Regions from separate parts of the Homo sapiens genome. Here region 2 is linked to region 1. A link is an interaction called in ENCODE POLR2A ChIA-PET data of the cell type or tissue named here. Cell type or tissue: B cell. All regions are shown on one strand. Each heading gives the region's core, and the rest is flanking DNA. Links, peaks and the distances in the headings are about the cores only. Region 1 overlaps SEMA4B (semaphorin 4B). Region 2 overlaps ZNF710 (zinc finger protein 710).

Region 1 (2,905 bases), core at 286-2,785:
CCGGCTAACTTTTGTATTTTTAGTAGAGACAGGGTTTTGCCATGTTGGCCAGGCTGGTCTCGAACTCCTGGCTTCAAGCAATCCGCCTGCCTCAGCCTCCCGAAGTGCTGGGATTACAGGTGTGGGCCACTGCGCCCAGACCTTGGTACACATTTTAAGTAGCTTTTGTTTTTGCAGAATAACAACAAGGAAAGACACGAATTATCTACCATGAAGTGAAAATTCAGGTTATATTTAGTATGTATGGTCAAATTCTATTTTTTGTGGGAAAAATATAAGCATAGGAAAAAAATCCAGAAGGATGTATCACAAAACACTAAAACATGGGCTCCCTGGTAGAATTACAGGTAGCTTTCTTTTCTTTTTTACTTGTTATCATTTTTAGATTCTCTAATAAGCAGGTTATCCTTATATAATGTGAAATATATAAATCAAAGAAAAAAAAAAAGAAACACACACACACTTACCCACCAGGGTACTGTTTATGCTTTGGGTAACTAAAGGGTTTGGAGAGAAATTATTTTTAAAATTCTAAGCAGCTGATGAGAACACAAAAACAAGCAAAGAGCAGCACCCTGACCACCCTCAGGCACGTTGTAGCGGACCAGTGGGTTATGACCACACAAACAGTCTCACGAAGCTGAGGAAGCAAAAAGTGCAACACGCCCAATCAAGCAGCTGTGAAGATGACTTCATGTGTGTTTACCTGTGGAGTGTTTTTACATACCCCCAGCCTGGTTCCATAAAGGGTGGGGAGACATGAAGAAAAGAAAGTAGTGAAATATAAACATTAAAATCAGGAGCAGAGAAAACCCAAATCTGAAGAAAAACATCTCCATCAGCAAGGAAGTAAAAATTCACGAGTAGGTCAATGAGTCTTCGCACAGCTGGTAGAGAAGGGCTGAGCCTTTAGTGCTGGGCCTCCTGGTGGCCAAAGAAAAATGGGAAATGAAGCTACTCCATCCTCAATGTCCATAAGGAGGAACACATATCAGCCATTTGGGGGAAGCTCAGCCTTTTTTTTTTTTTTTTTTTTTGAGATGGTGTTTTGCTGTTGTTGCCCAGGCTGGAGTGCAATAGCACAATCTTGGCTCACCGCAACCTCCGCCTCCCAGGTTCAAGCGATTCTCCTGCCTCAGCCTCCTGAGTAGCTGGGATTACAGGCATATGTCACCACGCCCGGCAAAGTATTTTTAGTAGAGACGGGGTTTCTCCATGTTGGTCAGGCTGGTCTTGAACTCCTGACCTCATGTGATCCACCCGCCTCGGCCTCCCAAAGTGCTGGGATTACAGGCGTGAGCCACCACGCCCAGCAGCTCAGCCCTTTTTTTTTTTTTTTTTTGAGACGGAGTTTCTCTCTTGTTGTCCAGGCTGGAGTGCAATGGTGCAACCTACACCTCTCAGGTTCAAGCGATTCTCCTGCCTCAGCCTCCCAAGAAGCTGGGATTACAGGTGCCTGCCACCATGCCCAGCTAATTTTTGTATTTTCAGTAAAGTCAGGGTTTCATCATGTTGGCCAGGCTGGTCTCTCGTACTCCTGACTTCAGGTGATCCGCCTGCCTCAGCCTCCCAAAGTGCTGGGATTATAGGCCTGAGCCACCGCGCCCAGCCGAAGCTCAGCTTTACACCTGGCAGCAAATGGGGAAGGAAGCCCTCGGGTGGGGGTGACACTAGTTAACAGGATGACGGGGGTCAGGTGGCTGAGCCACCGAGCCCGGCCCTCAAGTAGGCCCTTCTGTCAGGCAGCAGAGACATCGTCTCAATGAGCTGCAGTTTCTCATACATGTCACGGGAGGAATGAGACATATAAAGATCACAGGAGTCTCAAGAGGAGTGAGACCAAGACAGACACTGCGGTCCCTTCTTATCTTTTGGATTTTTCCATAGTTCTCTGGAAGCAAGGGCTGGTTCAGATAAGCTGGTTGCCCGTGCTTATCTACCTGCAAAAGAGCGTTTCCACCTGGGCAGGCCCTGTAAGTCTGGGCAGCAGACCGCCCTTGGAATCTGTCCAGACAAAGAAATGCCAAGAGTCAGAGATAAGCCTCAGTCCCAGGTGGCAACTCAATCCCACTTACGCCTGGGAGAAGGGGTGGAAACCTGCCTCGGGCACTACAGAGTGCAGCCGGCTGGAGGGGAAACCTATAGACCAGCCAGTCCCTGGTTCAGCCCAGGCCTCCAAACGAGCCAGCCACAAGCCCTCCAGCCATGCTGGGAGTAGAGTGAATGAAACGACAAAGGGACAGAAAGGGGAATGTGCCTTGGAGAGGGGGGTGAAGGGCCCCTTAACCAGGCTTTCCCCTTCTGGGGCTTCCCTTCCACACTTGCCTCATCTCTCTGCCCTGAGAGTCAGACTGAAAGCCATGGTGTGCAGAGTAGAGTTAGAGACCTGGGTTCAAAGCCATCCTCTACCACTTACTGGCTGTGTGCCACCAGGACACGCCACTTAACCTCTCAAAGCCCCGTTTTCCTTATCTGTAAAATGGGGAAAATAATAACACTTTGCCTCATGGGGTTGTTATTAGAAAAAATGAGATTACGTATGTAAATAATAATATACATAATAACCCACATTTACTGAGACAGCTTTGCTAAAACAACGTTGCACATGGTTTGCAGTGTGGCATGGTGTCTGGCACGCGACCAACACTCAATGAGTGACTCAAAAACAAAATCCAAAAGCCCCGCAGGAAAATCCGGCCCGGTGAGAGCTGGCAGAAGGGCAGGGCTCCTTGCGGGAGTCGGGCCTCCCTCATCCAGGGGGTTCACGAACTTAGCCTGGGCGATTCTAACTTAGGCACGCACCTGGTCACACGAGGGTCTCATGGCCAAAGCCAGACGGCATCAGCTCAGAAACAGAGACTTGCGTGTCACAGGCTCGTGTTGTGGGCGCGAGCTGGTCTGTGCT
Region 2 (2,905 bases), core at 213-2,712, 150 kb after region 1:
GTGATCAATGTAATTTGATGACTATTTCCTGAAGGTCCAGTGAGCCCATACTCCCTGACACAGCCTCAGCAGTGCCTCGAACTTATCCTGGAAGGCAGGCTTGCCTGTTGGCTCCTCATCTTGGCCTTGAATCACCAGGTTGCTCAGAGACTGCAGTCTCCAGCCCTGCAGCTGAACCTCTGACTTTTTATTTATTTATTTATTTTTTGAGACAGTGTCTTGCTCTGTTGCTCAGTCTGGAGTGCGGTGGAGCAATACTGGATCACTGCAACCTCTGCCTCCTGGGTTCAAGCAATTCTCCTGCCTCAGCCTCCAAAGTAGCTGGGATTACAGGCGCCCACCACCATGCTCGGCTAATTTTTTATATTTTTAATAGAGACAAGGTGTTCACCATGTTGGCCAGGCTGGTCTCGAACTCCTGACCTCAGGTGATCCACCTGCCTCGTCCTCCCAGAGTGCTGGGATTACAGGCGTGAGCTACTGCGCCCGGCCTGACTTTTTATTTTTTTAAGAGATGGGCCTTCCTCTATTGTCCAGGCTGGAGTGCAGTGGTGCCATCATAGCTCACTGCAGCCTCAAACTCCTGGGCTCAGGCAATCCTCCTGCCTCAGCCTCCCAAGTAGGTGGGACTAAAGGCATGTGCCACCACACCTGTCTAATTTTACATTGTTTTTGTAGAGGTGGAGTCTTGCTAAGTTGCCCAGGCTGGTCTTGAACTTCTGGGGTCAAGCGATCTTCTCACCTTGGCCTCCCAAAGTGCTGGGATGACAGGCCTAAGCCACTGTGCCAGGCTTGAGCCACTGATTTAATGCACATTTACTAAACCTATTAGGTGCTTGCTTGTGGGTAGATAGAAGGGGCAAATTAAAGTTCTCACCCTTGGGGAGTTGACTTGCGTAAGCTCAGTCCACATGAAGCACCCGGATCTCTGGGAGGCGGGGGCTGCAGTATGGGGGTGGGGTGGGGTGGGGACAGGGACTGAGGACTGGCTTCCGTGGAGGCAGTTCAGGACCCAACAGAGCAAGAGCGGGGAGGGGGCTCCTGACCCTGGGTCTGGCATTCAAGCCCTCCAGGATGTGGCTCTGGGCCTTTTGCCCCTTGGAGTCCAGGGCCCTGGGGCTGGAGAGGCTGAAGCTGGAGTGGGCGGGACAGGTAACCAGGTGGGAGGAGAAGAGGAAGTTCCAGGCCTGTACACCCGCTGTGAAAAACATGCACGGGATTTCACCGCCTAAGGAAACCAGCCTCTTGGTTTCCCCTGTTGTCCTCCTCGCAGGAGGCTTCAAGGGAAACTCTACTCACATGCGCAGAAGGGAAGAGGAAGCGAGAGCTGGAAGGCCTGTGCCTCGGGGCCCCTTGCCACAGTCTCACTTCTGCCCAGCCCACAGGCCTCAGGAGCCAGAGGCCCAGGGAGCTGCCGCCGGCACGGGGGAGGGGCAGGGGAAGTTCGAGAGTCTCTTCCTCCTGCGATCCTGTCTCTGCCTTGCTTCCCCTTTCTCTGTGGACAGATTCACTGAGCCCCACCTCTGGGAGTCAGAGTGGCTGGGCCCCTGACACAGGGCCACCAACCCACAAACCCCCGTGATGCGCACCATACCCGGCCCTGTTAACAGATGAGGAAACTGAGGCCCAGGGAGGGGAAGGGAATGGTCCAAGGTCACACAGTGAGACGGTGGGGGAGCAAGGGCTAGAATGCAGGTCTCCGGCCCCGCAGCCCCCACAGCCTTTTGGTAGGCGGGATGCACTGCCCATGCCTTCATTTGCTGCCCAAGATGGCTCCCAGGCAGGCTCCACTGCCCCTCTGCCCCCAACTCACCGATGTTTCCTACCTTGGGGCCTCTGCACAGGCTGATTCCCCTGCCAGGACTGCCCTTCCCTCGAACTGGGTGAATTTCCCATCATCTTTGAGGATTTAGTGCAAGCACTGCTTCCCTTGAAGTACATGAGGACAGGATGAGGACCCTCTCTCAGCCTGAGACCATCACTGTCGTGGTAAATCATATGCGTCATCTTGGCTAAGCTATGGTGCCCGGCTGTGTGCTTGGCTAAGCTAGATGTTGCTATGAAGGTATCCTGTAGATGTGACTCACATTTACAATCGGTTGACTTTAAGAAAAGCAGATGACCCTCCATAATGTGGGTGGGCATCAATCAGTTGAAGGCCTTAAGGGCAAACATTGAGGCTTCCCAGAGAAAGAATTCTGCCTTGAGACTGTAACTTATGAATCTTGCTGAGTTTCCAGCCCCCGGGTCTGCCCTGCAGATTTTGGACTTGCCAGCCCCCACAATCACAGGAGCCAATTCCTTAAAAGAGACCTCTCTGTGTACGTGTGTGTGTATATGTGTGTATATATATATATATATAAATATATAGTGTCTCCTACTGGTTCTATTTCTTACTCTAGAACCCTGACTGATACAATAATCACACTGTGGATCATCTCCCCTGACAGCCAGGCCACCCACAGGACAGTGACTGCAGAGGAACAGAGGGGGCCCAGCACGGGAGTGTCTCTAGAGAAAGACACCAGCGTACAGAAAAGGGAAGAGAAGGAAACTGACAGTCGCCAAGGGACCAAGACTGAATGCGGTAAGTGAGATGGAGAGTGAAACTCTTGCCTGAGAGTTCTACCAAGGCTTTGCTCTTCTCTGAGCACCTCACTCCCAGGACAGTCCTGCCTCCTCCTTGGGGTGGTGTCCAGGCAGCATAGGGAAGGGCCTCTCCAAATTAGTTAGCAAGAGCAGATGCACACTCTCAGTGACCTGACCTTGTCCGGTGAATCAAGCCAGAGGGCCCTCCCCACCCCAAGTGCCTTCTTCCTTGCCTTCCCCTGCTAATGGCAGAGTCCCCAGGAGCTCAGGCCCAGGAGCTCTGAGTGCTTTCTCACCTGACGCCCTCCCAGGTGAG

What was found. ChIA-PET counts read pairs that join two places held together with the same protein. Peaks named below come from ENCODE experiments on the same cell type or tissue, not always from the same donor. Only the 100,000 strongest peaks of a DNase experiment are listed, where the experiment ranks them.
Region 2: POLR2A ChIA-PET joins it to region 1 with 5 read pairs; 2 of 35 experiments call an interaction of 5 or more read pairs at or near these places.

The regions. Positions count from the first base shown.
Region 1 is chr15:90,212,766-90,215,670 of GRCh38, reverse strand. All of the region lies in intron 1 of SEMA4B (semaphorin 4B), which reads right to left. Among named protein-coding and RNA genes, the nearest start is that of SEMA4B, 13 kb to the right of the region's middle. RefSeq lists a silencer at 740-1,034. In B cell, for the core only: a CTCF peak has its summit at 965 (motif pointing left); DNase peaks (open chromatin) are centred at 740, 1,680 and 2,293; H3K4me3 peaks cover 1,653 bases; H3K27ac peaks cover 2,500 bases.
Region 2 is chr15:90,058,159-90,061,063 of GRCh38, reverse strand. The region is part of intron 1 of ZNF710 (zinc finger protein 710); the gene reads right to left. Among named protein-coding and RNA genes, the nearest start is that of ZNF710-AS1, 23 kb to the left of the region's middle. RefSeq lists enhancers at 1,265-1,314, 1,325-1,384, 1,505-1,624, 1,450-2,161. In B cell, for the core only: no CTCF peak of the experiment used is centred there; DNase peaks (open chromatin) are centred at 1,333, 2,319 and 2,573; H3K4me3 peaks cover 510 bases; H3K27ac peaks cover 2,500 bases.